Linked DNA regions of Homo sapiens: region 1 is linked to region 2. A link is an interaction called in ENCODE POLR2A ChIA-PET data of the cell type or tissue named here. Cell type or tissue: A673. All regions are shown on one strand. Each heading gives the region's core, and the rest is flanking DNA. Links, peaks and the distances in the headings are about the cores only. Region 1 holds the start of LOC105374921 (a long non-coding RNA gene). Region 2 has its middle 610 kb from the start of TFAP2A-AS2.

Region 1 (8,335 bases), core at 229-8,228, 550 kb after region 2:
AAAGCCTGGAATGGTGAGGGGTGACTGCATGGGAAAGGACCGGAAGTACAACTTGCCTGGAGTGTGGGGTACCCGTGCCTGAACCCCACCAGCAAAGCTGCAGAGGTCTGGGAGTGTGAGTCTGTAGGGGAAAATATAATAACCTTATGTGCCATATTCAGGATTTAAGGAGTGGGGACTTGACTTTGTAGGGCTTCAGAAAACCCATGAAGATTTTAAGAATTTCCACTTAAATAAATTACATCATCAACAGATTAGAGAATAGACTTTTCTTAGCCTGTTTGGGCTGCTATAAGAAAATACAGTTGAGCCTTGAACTGTATGGGGGTGTTTGGAGTGCCAACTCCTGTGCAGTAGAAAATCCACGTATAACTTTTGACTCTCCAAAAACTTAACTACTAATAGCCTACTGTTGACCAGAAGCCTTATGTAGTAGTACGTTCTGGCATTGCTATAAAGAAATACCTATAAACAAAAGAGGTTGGCCGGGTGCGTTGGCTCACACCTGTAATGCCAGCACTTTGGGAGGCCGAGGCGGGCAGATCATGAGGTCAGGAGTTCGAGACCAGCCTGACCAACATGATGAAACCCCGTCTCTACTAAAAATACAAAAATTAGCTGGGAGTGGTTGTGCACACCTGTAATCCCATCTACTCAGGAGAATCGCTCGAACCCAGGAGGCAGAGGTTGCAGTGAGCCGAGATCGCACCACTGTACTCCAGCCTGGGCGACAGAGCAAAGCATGGCAGCATCTGTTGGCTTCTAGGTAGGCCTCGGGAAACTTACAATCATGGTGGAAGGTGAAGAGGGAGACAACATGTCACGTGGTCGAGGCAGGAGGAAGAGAGAGAGGGTGAAGGTGCCACATACTTTCACACAATCAGATCTCGTGAGAACCCTATCATGAGAACAGCACTGGGGAGAAGGTGCTAAAGCATTAGAAACCGTCCCCATGATCAAATCACCTCCCACCAGGCCCCACCTCCAACACTGGGGATTCCAACTGAATATGAGATTTGGGTGGGAACACAGATCCAAACCACGTCACCTTACCCATAACATAAAGCTGATTAACAAATAAATAGACCAGTATCTATATAGAATTTATGCATTCATGACATAGCTTTTTCTTAATTTTTTCAGTATTTTTTTTGCCTATATTTGCCATATAAGCTACAGCAGTTTGCAAGTTTTTTCAAATTATTGCAAATCTCTAAAAACTTTTTCAATAAATTTATTGAAAAAAATCTACATATCAGTGGACCCAGGCAGTTCAAACCCATGTCATTCAAGAGTCAACTCTACTATAAGCTAGGTAGCTTATAAACAACAGAAATTTAGTTCTGGAGACTGGGCTGTTCAAGATCAAGGCACCAATAGATTGGTGGCTGGGCGCGGTGGCTCACGCCTATAATCCCAGCATTTTGGGAGGCCAAGGTGCATGAATTACTTCAGGTCAGGAGTTCAAGACCAAACTAGAGAACATGGTGAAACCCCATCTCTACAAAAAAATACAAAAATTACACGGGCCTGGTAGTGGGTGCCTGTAATCCCAGTTACTTGGGAAGCTGAGGTGGGAGAATCACTTGAACCTGGGAGGCGGAGGTTGCAGTGAGCCAAGATAGCACCATTGCACTTCAGCCTGGGTGACTGAGCAAGACTCTGTCTCAAGAAAACAAAGAAAGATTTGGTGTCTGGTGAGGACACACTTCTTGGTTGTCATAGACAGTGCCTTCTCATTGTGCCCTCACATGGTGGAAAGGGCAAGGCAGCTTTCTGAGGACTCTTCTATAAAGGCACCGATCGCATTCATGAGGGCTCTGCCCTTCTGACCTAATCACCTCCCAAGGGCCCCATCTCCTAACACCATCACCTTGGGGGTTAGGATGTCAATGTGCGTATTTCAGCAGGACACACTGAGGCCCACGCAAGGGGAGAGGTTGGTGGAAGGGAGAGGGTGGCTGGACTGGTGCAGTAGCTCAAGGGAAAGGTGAGGAGCTGAACAGAGAGGGGCAATGGAGTGAAGGGTAGGAAGTCAGATTTCAGAAACAAGTCTGAGAGGACTCAGCAAGCACATGCTGGGAATTATCTTCCAGTAAAATCTCTCTGTGACTCATTCGATGAGGAGGCTGAGGGAGGGGATGAATCAGGATGACACTGAGGTTTCTGGTCGGAGAGACTGCACAGGTGGTGACGGCAGTATTCCAAATGGAAGAGGGAGCAGGAGGAAGATCACCTGGTTCAGGGAGGAACATGATGTGCTTGGTTTGGGATGCATCACACTGGAAACGCCCACGGAACCTCAGGAGCAGATGACAGGGAGAGGTCACAACTGAGATCTCAATGTTGGTCAAAGCCACATAAGTGCATTAAATGACCCAAGGACGAAAAGAGAAAGGAATTCCTTGCTCAAGAAACTTCCCAACATAGAAAGGAGACAGAGTAGTATCTTGAGATGGGACAGTACGGGCATGTAGATGATTTTAGGTTTAAGGAGACATGGACATGTTTGTCAGCTCCAAGGAGGGAGCTAAAGGAGAGGAAACAATAGAATATTCAGAAAAGAGGGCTCTCACAGTTAGCATAGGAGGCAGTGGCTGTGGCAAATGAAGCAGAAGGGATTCACGCGCCATGCCCGGGTAGCAGAGAGCTTAGCCTCAGAGAGGAGAGGAACTGCTATTTTCTCAGACACATGGATTAACGAGTTACAGCATGGGAAAACCAGGTTTGAAAGTAGGGACTGGCCGGGCGAGGTGGCTCACACCTGTAATCCCAGCGCTTTGGGAGACTAAGGCAGGTGGATCACCTGAGGCCAGGAGTTCGAGACCAGCCTGGCCAACATGGTGAAACTCCATCTTTACTAAAAATACAAAAATTAGTTGGGCATGGTGGCGTATGCCTGTAATCCCAGCTACTTGGGAGGCTGAGACAGGAGAACCGCTTGAACCCAGGAGGCAGAGGTTGCAGTGAGCCAAGATCACCACTGTACTCCAGCCTGGGCAACAGAGTGAGGCTCCATCTCAAAAAAAAAAAAAAGAAAAGAAAAAAAGAAAAAAGAAAGAAAGAAAGAAAAGAAAAAGAAAAAGAAAGTAGGGACATTGGCCGGGTGCGGTGGCTCACGCCTGTAATCCCAGCACTTTGGGAGGCAGAGGCGGGCGGATCATGAGGTCAGGAGATCGAGACCATCCTGGCTAACACGGTGAAACCCCGTCTCTACTAAAAATACAAAAAATTAGCCGGGCGTGGTGGCGGGCGCCTGTAGTCCCAGCTACTCCGGAGGCTGAGGCAGGAGAATGGCGTGAACCCGGGAGGCGGAGCTTGCAGTGAGCCGAGATCGCGCCACTGCACTCCAGCCTGGGAGACAGAGCGAGACTCCGTCTCAAAAAAAAAAAAAAAAAAAAGTAGGGACATTGAGTGGTTCTCCCAGTGGTCTCTATGGCCTCTGTACATAGGGAGGTGATATAACCTGTTAGGAGTGAGGCCAAGAGTGGAGTGAGGGTATTGGAGAGCTTTTGGAACAGCAGCCCCGGAATAGGTAAAAGAGAAGCCGACTGAAAAGTGGAGATCGGGGAGTTATCAGCCCTGGGGAGAGAACAGCATTTCTTGAGTACCTGTTCTGTGCAGGCAGGATTGTGGCTGATCTGCAAGACGATGGTGACAGTGACGACAATGACTGATGGTGGCCTTGCCTATTTGCCATCTCACTGCCTCTTCCTCCTTTGCCACTGCAAACAAGAAGGTTGGTTGCAGCTGTGACTTGCACTGTGTAGGAGGATAGAGCTGATTCTTTCCCACCTTCCTGCTGTCACATCACGTCTCTGCTTCTCCCTCCTCTGCCCAGCTGCCCTGCTCAGTTCCCATGAATCTGGGGGGATGTGTTACGAGGAAAAAAGACAGAAAACACCCCACCACTTATCGCAGGGAAGATGGGAATTCAGAACCTTTTTGTTTGTTCATTTGTTGTTGTTGAGACGGAGTTTCACTCTTGTCGCCCAGGCTGGAGTGTAATGGCACAATCTCGGCTCCCCGCAACCTCTGCTTCCCGGGTTCAAGTGATTCTCCTGTCTCAGCCTCCCAAGTAGCTGGGATTACAGGGGCCTGCCACCACACCTGGCCAGTTTTTGTATTTTTAGTAGAAACAGGCCACCATGCTGGCCAGGCTGGTCGCAAGCTCCTGACCTCAGGTGATCCACCCTCCTCGGCCTCCCAAAGTGTTGGGATTACAGGCGTGAGCCACCGTGCCCAGCTCCCGTTTGTTTTAAACAGTTAATAATAGTGATTCTTTATCAATCTCAGACTCTGGGCCAGGTATCGTTCTACACACTCTGTGTATTAACTCACTTATTTCTTTTTTTCTTCTTTCTCCTTTTTTTTTTTTTTTTTTGGAGACAAGGTCTCATTCTGTCACCCAGGCTGGAATGCAGTGGCACGATCTCAGTTTACTGCAACCTCCACCTCCCAGACTCAAGCATCCTCTCACCTCAGCCTCCTGAGTAGCTGGGATTATAGGTGCACGCCACCACAGCAGCCTAATTTTTTGTACTGTTAGTAGAGATGGGGTTTCACTATGTTGCCCAGGCTGGTCTTGAACTCTTGAGCTCAAGTCATCCAACCACCTCAGCCTCCCAAAGTGCAGGGATTACAGGCGTGAGCCACAGTGCCTAGCCTAATCCACTTATTTTTTACACCAGCTCCATGAGATGAGGCAGCATAGCTCTCATGAAATAGATTCTGCTGTCATTGAGCCTATTTTACAGATGAAAAAACGAAGGCACAGACTTTCGCCTAAGGCTACACAGCATAGGCTATAAGTAGCAGAGTTGAAATCTAGACTGATTGGCCTCAGCCACTGCTTTTGATCAACACACCATACTGCCCTCCTATAAGAAAGCTGAACTTGGGGAAACCCTCAGCCGTGCTTTTAGAAAAGACTTTAGACATAATCTATTCCAGCCTCCTATATCAAGCAGAATTCCTTCTGCAGTTTGGACAACTCAGGACTTGACAGGCAGCCTGTTTCACTGCTGCCCAGCCCTAACTGGAACAAAACCTGCCAAAAACCTGTTCCTCGTCCTCCCTTCTTTGAGAAGCCCAGACAAAATGTAGCTATCAAGGTGGTGAGCCTCACCACTCTCCTGGAATATGCAAGTCATTATCCACCCTTGCACAAGCAAAAGAAGGGCCAGTTCCTTCTCTTGCTTGGAGCTAAATGGGGATTAAAAAGAAAAAAAAAAAGAGAGAAAACAAGATGACCCCAGACTGAGGCACTTTACATGTGGCCTCATAGGGTACTAGGAAAGGGTGACTCTGTGGCTCTTAGGTGTGCTACACATCCCTGAAGCCACAGAGCATCTGCCTCCCTTAAACCACCCAGAAGGAGCACACTGCTAGGCTCGACCCTTGGGCATTCTAATGTCCAATCAGAAAATGTGTCATTAGGCTGGGCACAGTGGCTCACGCCTGTAATCCCAGGCCGAGGCGGGAGGATTGCTTGAGGCTAGGAGTTCGAGACCAGCCTACGCAACATAGGGAGCCCCCTCTCTACAAAAAATTTAAAAATTAGCCAGTTGTGATGGTGCATGCCTATAGTCCCAACTACTTGGGAGGCTGAGGTGGGAGGATGGCTTGAGCCCGGGAGTTCAAGGTTGCACTGAGCCATGATTGCATCGCTGGACTCCAGCCTGGACAACAGAATGAGATCCTGTCTCAAAAAAAAAAGGAAATAAAGAAAAAGAGAAAGTGGTGCCATTCAACATTTGTTTAGGCTCCTCAACTGACACAAAAATGGACTTTACACTCTAAAGCCTATCTCTCGAGGCAATAATTCACAATTTGCTTCTGAAAGTACAGGGTGAGTCTGGAAATGGCTTCCTCACCGCCTATTAATTAAGCGTAGATCTCTAATCTCTGGTTTTCCTCTGGGCCAGCAGATTGACTCACCGTGCCCTTCCAAGCTCGGCCTTTTGTCAAGTACTTCTAGGCCCCTGTGGGAGCTCAGTGGGTCTGTCCCCATTTCGCTCTATCACCATATGGGCTGCACTCACCTGAGGAGCGAGAGGGCACGTGGCCAGTCAGATGGGGGCAGAGTGTCTCAGGAGTGCGGCCCAGGCTGCAGGCTAAGCAGTCGGCCTCGCTGGCCTGGGGACAGCCGCCCAGGATGACTGTCCAGAAACAACAGCAACCCTTTCAAGAACCTCTGAATCGCGGTTGTAGCTGTCGGCACTTGCTCCTTCACACTCCCGGGTGTGTGTGTATGGGAAAGGGAACAGGCGAGCAGGGACAGGACTGAAAACTCAGGAAACTATAAATAAAAAAGAAAACTTGAGCCAAATCTTTTCACACTAAAGGAAATAAACATATGGAATAAGTTATTGGAACAAGCAGCTGAAGCAAAGGGCATAAATGAGTTCAACAGATATCTGCTTTGTTTTCTAGAAGAGGAAAGGACCAAAGAGAAACTGGATAAGAAAGAGGTAAACAGGAGTGTTCCTCCCTCTTAATTTATTTATTCACTAATTCGACAAAAATTTTGGTGAACACCTACTAGGTACCAGACACTGTGTTAGGTTCCAACGATTCAAAAAACAAATAAAACATGGTCCCTGCTCTTAAATTGCTCACAGACTAGTGTTTTAATTGCCTTAAAGTTTTTGTAGTTTTAGGGTTCTATTAAAATTTTATCACAATAAGTATTTTAAGCATCTCAAGACATGTAGGGCTTTGGAAATAAAACTGATTAATTACCACGTTTTTTGTGCTTTGATGCATCTTTTTCAAACCAAGGCCACTTCCACCCTAGGTTGGAAAAGATACAAAGAGCTAATAGTAGTGGGGGATTCTTTTGTTGGTCACATGCAGTGGGACTTGGGTTTTCTCAGTACGGTGGAAACAGCCCAGACATTGCAGCCAGGAAGTATCCAGGCGTGGTCATTTACAGGCTGTTACACCCTGGCCAGGGTATAATTTTTTAAAATTGGCTGTTGGGAGATAATTCTCCATGGGTCTCTTAAGTTTCTATATATCTTACAAGCAAGGTACTTTGTTCCAAGCTGCCCTTACAAGGATGTTTACATAACAAATAGCTTTGGAAGGTAGAGATAGTGTCTCACTCTGGAGAAAAGGGGAATCAGGCTTACTAAACATTATAAAAGATTCAAGTTCCTTAAGTTTAGTATAATGTGACACACTGAATGTATAGGCATCTACTTAGGTCTATCCACATCACCCTTATGGGACTTGCAGAGGAAAGGGGAACTGGCACAAATACACTGGTGTTCATGTTGCTTGCTGTACCATTCATCATAAAGTCCTTTGTCTCTGACCCAGGAGTTTCATGTCTTCTGCCAGCATCCATTAAACCATGACAGGCTAACTTGTTAACTTACAGGTAGGGTAAAACCTTCAACCCTTCATAATTCTTTACGTTCACCCTCATATGAACATATAATGAGCTCATGTAAAATATTTGTTTAACTAATTAATGAGGGAACAAATAAGATGGCAAAGGTGATTCTAATAGCATTTGAAAATGGGTCAGCCGGGCACGGTGGCTCACACTTGTAATCCCAGCACTTTGGGAGGCCAACACAGGCGGGTCACGAGGTCAGGAGTTTGAGATCAGCCTGGCCAACACAGTGAAACCCCATCTCTACTAAAAATACAAAAATTAGCCAGGCCTGGTGGCGGGAGCCTGTAATCCCAGCTACTCCGGAGGCTGAAGCAGGAGAATCACTTGAACCTGGGAGGCAGAGGTTGCAGTGAGCCAAGATCACGCCATTGCACTCCAGCCTGGGCGATACAGCTGGACTCCGTCTCCAAAAAAAGAAAGAAAAGAAAAGAAAATGGGCATTTACTGGCTGGGCATAGTGGCTCACACCTGTAATCCCAGCACTTTGGGAGGCCAAGGTGGGAGAATCACTTTTGAGCCCAGGAGTTTGAGACCAGCCTAGGCAACATAGGAAGGCCTCTCTCTATAAATTTTTTTCCATTAGTTGTGCGTGGTGGCATGAGCATTGTAGCATGTGCCTGTGGTCCCAGTTACTTACAGAGGCTGAGGCAGGAGGATCACTTGAGCCTGGAGATTGAGGCTACAGTGAGCTGTGATCATGCCATTGCATTCCAGCCTGGGAGATAGAGCGAGACTCCGGAAAAAAAAAAAAAAAAAAAAAAAGGAAGGAAGGGAGGGAGGGAGGGAGGGAGGGAGGGGAAAATGGGTATTTATTTATCCTATCAGAAAAAAAAAGTTGAAATGAGCTTGTTAGATATAAAACTGGGTAATGTCTTACTGGTCGATAAAATTATGACCTTTGGGATTATCTTTTATAATAGAAAGAAA
Region 2 (8,335 bases), core at 140-8,139:
AATATTCTTTGTTGTCAATATTCACTTCCGCATTATCCTTTTGAAAAGACATTTGTCTAATTCTGAGGCACTGAATATGCACAGATTAAATGAGAGAAATTGGCCAAAGAAAAATAGGATTATTATCATGAATAGTTCATTCTTATCAATGATTGCTGATTATACGTGGCATGTTTGCCTTTGTTAACATGTCTACCACAATAGATTAAAGAACACATATACACACACATTCACAAAATGGGATTAGGGCTGTGGGAGGGCAGGGAGAAAGTAAGTGTTCATTTTCCCTGCTTTAAAGAGCACACTCAGACAAGTATATATTCTGAAAAAGGGTTTCAAGCATGAAGAAGAAGAGGAGGAGAAGGAGGAAGAAGAAAAGAAGAAAAGGAAGAAGAAAGAAGAAGAAGAGGAGGAGGAGGAGGAGAAAGAGAAGAAGAAGAAGGAGGAGGAGGAGGAAGAGGAGGAGGAGGAGGAAGAGGAGGAGGAGGAGGAGGAGAAAAAGAAGAAGAAGAAGAAGAGAAGAAGAAGAAGAAGAGGAAGAAGAAGAGGAAGAGGAAGAAGAAGAAGAAGAAGAAGAAGAAGAAGAAGAAGAAGAAGAACTTTTGAAAATGACTTCATTGGTGGCTGCCAAAAAATTGATCATTTGACTTTTGAAATGGTCTATGTTACTCAGTGGAAAAAAATGGCAAACCTGTTTGAATAATAATACAATCCAATTGCCCTCTTATGTTTTCTTACTGCACTGTTAAATTGCACAAATACAGAGGATAAATGGATTGTGATGAATATATAAGACCAAATAATATGTTGAGAATGTAAAATGTCCTGAAAACACAAGCTGCAATCTGATGTTGTTGATCTAATCCACACACACTTCGTAATTGGAAACATATCTCACACACCAATGTATTGGAGTAGATCAGGAAACAGATATTTGTAAATTTTCCTCAAACCTCAATTTGGATCATTCACATGTGACAACTTCATTTTTATTGCCTCGTCCACTTAAAAAAAAGAAAAATTTAAAAGATAGCATTAAGAAAAACTCAGAATGTTTTGGGCCCTTCCAAATAAACAGATTTTTGGTCTTCATTCATGACAGGAAACAATGCAGCAAAGATTCGAACCTGCTGGAAACGTTTTAAGCCCGTCTTGTCTCTCTGTCCCCCAGATCTTTTCAGCACACCCTCCTCCCTTTTTTCTTAGCGTCAAACTGGTTCTCTACTTCCTTTACATCAGTGGGAACACTTCCCTTCTGGGTGTCAGAATCTCTCAGAGGGGTCAGGGGCTGCCCTGCAGAGGAAATGACCAGCTGTGAAATGTAAAAGAACAATTCCTTCCACATGTTCCTTTGCTCCCAGAGCAGGCAGGAGTTGTCAGCTAGCATCACTTTGGAACCAGGCAGCCCTCTGCATCGTAGTCCTGTCAAAACTAATTTACAATTAAAGACCTGCATGACTGTTTAAAGCTTTTTGAATTCCAGCAGTTTTCAGAAATGACTTTGAGATTGAAGTGGATCAAACAAAAAACCATTCTTGTAATGAGCTGTGAAGGATAGTGAAGAACCTCACAAAATAAGCCAAAGATTAAAACAAATTATAATAATGTTTTAAAAGAAATCTGTTAATGGTGCAAATACTCACTACACCTCCAATTAACGTTTGTGTGAAATTTTCCCAGTTAGGCCGGGTGGGTGCAGTGGCTCACGCCTGTAATCCCAGCACTTTGGGGGGCCGAGGCGGGCGGATCAAGAGGTCAAGAGATCGACACCATCTTGGCCAACATGGTAAAACCCTGTCTCTACTGAAAATACAAAAATTAGCTGGACGTGGTGGCGTGTGCCTGTAGTCCCAGCTACTCGGAGGCTGAGGCAGGAGAATCACTTGAACCCGGGAGGCAGAGGTTGCAATGAGTTGAGATCGCGCCACTGCACTCCAGCGTAGCAACAGAGTAAGACTCCGTCTCAAAAACAAAAAAAATTTTCCCAGCTAAGCCCCAGTTTAGGAAGTTTAATGTTGCAGCTATTGGAAGTCATATTCAGTTTGCAAATGAAGTTACAAGGTTACAACTTCACAGCCAAGAAGGAGGGAAGGGAAGGTAAGGGGAGGGGAGGGGAGGAGGGAGGGAAGGAGGGGGAAGGGAGGGAGGGAGGATGGAAGAAAGGAAGGAAGGAAGGAAGGATTTACCTTGAGCAATGGAAGCTTTAAAAAAGATTTAAATTGCTTTAAAATATTTTGAGCATTTCTGTGAATTAAAATATTTTGATGCATTTCCATATCTTAAATAAAGGCATTTAAAAATTGCAGGTAATTAGCTTTTTATGCAGATTAATCACTTTGAAACATACTGTGGTTCCCCGAGGCTCAATTTTACACTGAGATAAAGGACTTAGATCCACCTATGCTACTTGAAAACGAAGACATTTAAGATAAAAAATGCCACAGTTAAAGTCTAAAAATTGCCTCAACATTTCACCAAATGGCAATTCTGTAATGTCAATTTCACATTCTTAAAAGCTTGGATATATTTTATAGAAGTACTCATTCCTTAAGAGCTATCTGAAAATAATTAGAGATACACACGATAGAGAATTATTTGAGACAGCTTCTCCACAAACTCAGCTCCAGCTGTCAAAAGCAAAGTCATATGTGCTGTTTTCAAATGCCAGATTAATGATTCTTCCACAGAAACAGGGAAACAATTGACTGGCAAATTATTAACTGAAAATATGTATCTCTGGTTTGGGATAATTAATCGTGTCTGAGAACAACTTGCTTCCCTTATCTTATACATGTGGGAATGGTGGCCTCAGCCCTTCAGGGAACATGATATGGAGACTTGGCTAAAACTGACCACAGATACAGAACCATTCAAAGTCACACAGTAGGTCTCTTACTGTCTGAGCATACCAGCTAAGCTCTGCTGTCCAATTTGTCTATGGCTTCCTGTTCCTGAGCTTCAGTATGGAGAGACTTCAGCTACTTCCATGTGTGCCTCTATGGCTCCCACTGCAGCTATAATTAATTTGTCATCTTTTCATTCTTCCTCTACCTTATGGCTTACAGATATACTGGCTTATGTCTATCATATCTATAACAGTATATATTAGGCAGAGCCCTCTTGCCAGGTCACCAAATAAGTCACTGACATTGAACCACTGGTATATGGCCAGTTGATTTTTGACAAAACTGCAAAGGCAATTCAACGATAAATGAAGAGTGTTTTCAACAAATGTTGTTGGAACAATTAGACATTCATATGTGAAAATAAATTAAAAACCTTCAAACTTAACTTCACCCTTTACTCAAAAACTAACTCCAAATGAATCATTGGATTAAATGTAGAGTGCAAAACTATAGAACTTTCCAAATAAAACGTAAGAGAAAATCTTGTGAACTGGAGTGTAGGCAAAGGGTTCAAGGACATGACCTCAAAAGTACAATCCATTTAAAAAATTATGAATTGAACTTCATCAAAATTCAAAACATTTGCTATGTGAAAGACAATATTAAGAAAATAAAAAGATAAACTTCAGACAGAAAGCATTTGCAAAAAAGTATCTGTATCCAGAATGGATAAGAACTCTCAAAATTCAACAATGAAAAACAAATAAATAAACCATTCAATTAAAATAATGGGCATAAGACTTGAACCGATACTTTACTAAAGAGGATATATGGCAAATAAGTACATTAGTCATTAAAGAAATCTAAATTGAAATCATGAGATGCCACTACACACAAATTAGGACTTTTAAAAGACTGACAATACTAAGTGCTGATAAGGATGCAGAGCAACTGAAACTCCCATCTGCTGGTGAAAATGTAAAATGATACAGTCACTTTGTAAAACAGGCAGTTTCTAAAAAGTTAAATATACACATACAATACAATCCAGCAATCACACTCGTAGGTATGTATTCTGAATAAGTAAATACTATATTCACACAAAAACTTGCCTATGCGCATGTATAGCAACTCTTCATAATTGCCAAAAATTGAAGCAATGTAAATGTCCTTGAGTTAAGGAACAGATAAACTGTGGTACATCCATATAAAGGGGTACCACTCAACAATGACGGGGTACGAACTGTTGATATGCACAATTACTTGTATGACTCTCAGTGGTACTATGTTGAGTGAAAGAAGCCAATCTCAACCAGTATGCATACAGGTTGCATACTGTATGACAATTTAAAAAGTCAAAACTGTAATGACAACTATGCCAATTTTGAAGATAAAACTACGGTGATGACAAACAGATCAGTGAGTGCCAGGGATTAGGATGGGTGGAGGGAAGGAGGTGCCTGTAAAACACAGCACACAGTTTTTTTGAAGGGTTGGGGAGTGGCAATGAAATGTTTCTTTATTCTTACTGTGGTGGTGATTACGCAAATCTGTATTTGTACGCAGAACTGAATACTCTTTAAAAAAGTCAATTTTACTGTATTTTAATTTAAAAAATGCAATAAATAAAATGCCTACTTGACTGCTTTCCATAGAAAAGAGTTCTGATCCTACTTGGTATTCAGAGCTATATTCATTTATTCATTCTGCAAATGTTTACTGAGAAGCTATGATTTGGGACATCATACATTTATGTATCTTGTAGAACCTGGGATACATAAATAAGCCAAACAAAGACTACTGTCCTGCAATTGTAATCTCTCTAAGAATAATTTTTTAAGACTTAAACCAGTAAGTGGAAGTGGGAATAGATAGAGCTGGTGCCTTCAGAAGCAGCTCTAGGCAACTGTCTTTTCATTTTTATCCTGGTAATCTGAAGCAAAGTGAGGTTCACAGACCAGTGCCATAGGCATCACATGGGACCTACAGAATTAATGCCCACCTCAAACTTGATGAATTAGAATTTTCCATTTAGCAAGATCTCTGGGTGATTTCTATGCACATCAGGTCTGATTAGTGCTGCAACAGTTTATCTTACTGATGTAACCACTCTCTTCCCTCTTGAGACTTAAACCTCCACAATGTCTGACCTCCTAGTTCTGCTTTTTCAGAGTGTTCTTTTGCAATTTCCTGCATCTTTTCTTTTACCTGTCCCTTCAATTAAGAATGTCCTACTCTTAGGTCTACTCTTTTCTTCCTTGGTAAACTCATTCATTCCTGTGGCTTTAGCCTGAATATTAGGATGGCACCCATATGTTACTTCTGAGCTTTAAATTCATCTTTTCAACTCCAAGCAAGTCATTGTCTTCTTAATTTCCCCTAACATCTTAAATTCAGTTTGTCCAAAAGTAACTGGTTAACTTTTATCTGATACCTGCTCCTTTGGGTTTCTTATCTCCAATAAGGGCAACGCTATTTTCCTGGAAACCTGGGATACAAATAGTCTTGCCTACAAGCTTCACATCTTTGCTTATGACACAGCTCTTCACTTTCCAAGTCCTGTTAATGCAATTTTATCACGTCTCTAGAGTGCATCCCACAGCAGTGTTCTACCTCAGGTCCTTACCATCTCTTCTCCAAGCTAATGTAATGTCCTTCTTACTGGATTTTGTGCCCTAAAATGATCCTTGCCCAAATCCATCCCAATTTGTATACTGGAACCCAGTGGTTCCTTATAGTTCCTCAAATACACCTTATACTATGTGACTTCTTAACTTAGCTGGTGGTTTTCCTTTTACCCCCAGATAATTCCCGACTATGCTTGCCTTTTGAACTCTAAATTATCCTTCTAGCCCCAGAACAAGATTGTGAAACTAACACATATGTCCCCAGATCACATCAGTACAGGATTAAAAACGGGGTCATATTAAAAGTTCAGACCAATTTCAATTGACTTCAAAAGCCCAGTCATTTATTTCCAGGAGTCCACCTGCATGCTCACATGAGCCCATGAACCACTAATTTCCATCCATATATGCTTCCCTGCAGTGGCTCCATAACACCCTGAATTACAACGTTGCCACACACAGAACACAGTAGAGCCGTTCCCTCTTATTCATGGTGGATAAGTTCCAGGATCCCCATTGGATATCTGAAACTTCACATAGTACCAAACTCTGTCTACACTAAACTTTTTCCTATCCATACATACCCATGATAATGTTTAATTTATAAATTAGTCACAGTAAGAAATTAACAACCATAACTAATAATAAAATACAACAATTTTAACAGTATGTTGTAATAAAAGTTATGTGAATATGGTCTCTTTCTCAAAATATCTTACTGTACTATACTATTTTTGGACCACAGTTGACCACAGGTAACTGAAACTTCGGAAATCGAAAGCTTGGGTAAGGGAAGACCACTGTATTTGTATATAGCACGCCTAACTGTCTCAGAGGAGAGTATATACTATAATATACAGTTCTGTGTCTGACAGAATTTCAATGAAATGGTTCTCTTTTAGCAGTTTGGGGAGTGTTTCCAAGCACTCCTCCCTCTCCCTGGGAATTCCACTGTGAGATGACTGGGCTAAAGAACAACGTGATTCCTGGACATCATACATTTCCCACAATCGCCCCTCTCACCTAACAACTGAATCTCTATTTAGCCAACTGCATCTGCTTCAATTCTTCTCCACGTTTGAATTCTCTCTGAGAAGGCTTGCAGGCCCCTTATGTAAATAGAGTGCTGGTGGGCCTTCTCGTCATCTCTTGGATATGTGGACACTTGCATATCTCACGGTGGAGCAGGCGTGGGCTCAAGTAAGCCCTCGAAGGCCAAGGACTGGGTGTTGCTTTGATTTAGAATTCCATAGCATTTGGTAGCATGATTCGTTCTCGTGATTGCACAACAAAATTCTGAATTGAATTCAGCATCACGAAACAGATATAGATCCTGCCAGAGAACACTGCTCATGCAATGCAGGCACATTCAAAACAAAATTATCAAGTGTGTGAAATATTAGCCTAGACTGACTCCTGAAAAGTAAAACAACCTAAAAGATGGCGATAATCCAAAAGTTATATCATGAGTCTCTTCTTCTGGCCTTTTATAAGTATTTTCTGGCCTCTGACATCCACCTATTTGCAAGGCTGACCACCACTTAAAACATCAACCACAGGATTAAGTCTGGAATCCTGCAGTATGTGTATGTGAGTGCACATGAGTGTGCTTGTGTGTGCACACACATATGTGCCTGCAAATGAGCACTAAAGTCACTGTTTCATGACCCTAGGACAGTAGTTGACTCAACAGATTACATATGGAGCCTATCAACGTGGACAGCTTGTGAAAGATCATAAACGTATTTTTCATACAGAAACGCTGCAGCCATAAACACACCACGTGGTCACCCCTTCCCTAAGCTTCACTCCTTTAATTGTAAATAGCCAGAAAGTCATCAAGCCAGAGTTTAATAAACTTTTAATTTGAAATGAATTACCACATGTTGTGTTTGTTTACCCATTATTAAATCTCTTAGCAACATATTAGTGGCAGAAACAGCACACTGTATCACAGCCCTGATATATTAGAAAACAAACCCATGGGGGACATCAACTGCTAATAATATGCTTCCAAGAAAAATAAATAAATATAAGCAATAGTAAAGGCATGTATTTGAAGAGATTTTTGTGTTCCGTTTGTCTATAAATTTGTTTAGAATAAGAGCAGAAGATGCCTCTGCAGTCTCTGAATGTGAGGCTTGAATAAGTCTCCACGCTCAGAGCAGAGCAAATGATTAATCTTTTTTTTTCTAAAGCATTTTCCTAAACAGAAAACATTCTTCCTCTCGTGATATACAGTATTCTCGGATTGAACATGCTGGTATTCATGTTTTCTAGAGTGCTACCTGTCCTCCTTTTAGGGGAACTAGGGGCAGCATTCTAGAAGTCAAGTTTATAGCTCAGTGCAGTAGGTGTGGAAAATATAGCCTACATTACCCTGAGGAAAAACTAGAAAGCCAAAATGGTCTAGGAGTAATTGGCTGTCATCTTCTGCTCAGTATCCTAACACTAGGTTAAAACGTCAATAATACTGACAGTTTATTAGTTAAGTCAAACTCACTTTCCCAAAAGTTAAAAATTCTAAAGTAAGAATATTTAGCTCCATATTTAATCCAAAATCACTGGGAAAGAAAAAGAAAAAAAACCCTGCTTTGCAAATACATGTATTTTACAGTGTCTCATGTGGCGGCTTTACAGTTGACTTTTGAACTTGATATTTAAGCAAAAAAAAATCTGTGGTTTTCTGGGGTTTTATCTAATGAAATCATAATCATTCCTTTTGTATTTTGTGAATTATTAATTTTATCTTAGGAAGATTATCTTCAACCATCAGCAAGGGCTTCGTCCTTTCCTTCCCTTTCTGTGCCTTAGCTTCCCAGGTTACACAGATGATATGCTAATGTTAAAGTAATTTGTTTT

What was found. Peaks named below come from ENCODE experiments on the same cell type or tissue, not always from the same donor. Only the 100,000 strongest peaks of a DNase experiment are listed, where the experiment ranks them.
Region 1: POLR2A ChIA-PET joins it to region 2 with 15 read pairs; 2 of 35 experiments call an interaction of 5 or more read pairs at or near these places.

What each region holds. Positions count from the first base shown.
Region 1 is chr6:10,345,811-10,354,145 of GRCh38, forward strand. It overlaps LOC105374921 (a long non-coding RNA gene), which reads right to left and starts at 6,284. Exons shown (of 3, transcript XR_926459.3): 1 at 6,045-6,284; 2 at 3,612-3,725; 3 at 2,153-2,236. RefSeq lists an enhancer at 1,378-2,577. In A673, for the core only: no CTCF peak of the experiment used is centred there; no DNase peak of the experiment used is centred there.
Region 2 is chr6:9,794,800-9,803,134 of GRCh38, forward strand. It overlaps the pseudogene OFCC1. Among named protein-coding and RNA genes, the nearest start is that of TFAP2A-AS2, 610 kb to the right of the region's middle. In A673, for the core only: no CTCF peak of the experiment used is centred there; DNase peaks (open chromatin) are centred at 1,282 and 2,062; H3K27ac peaks cover 1,171 bases.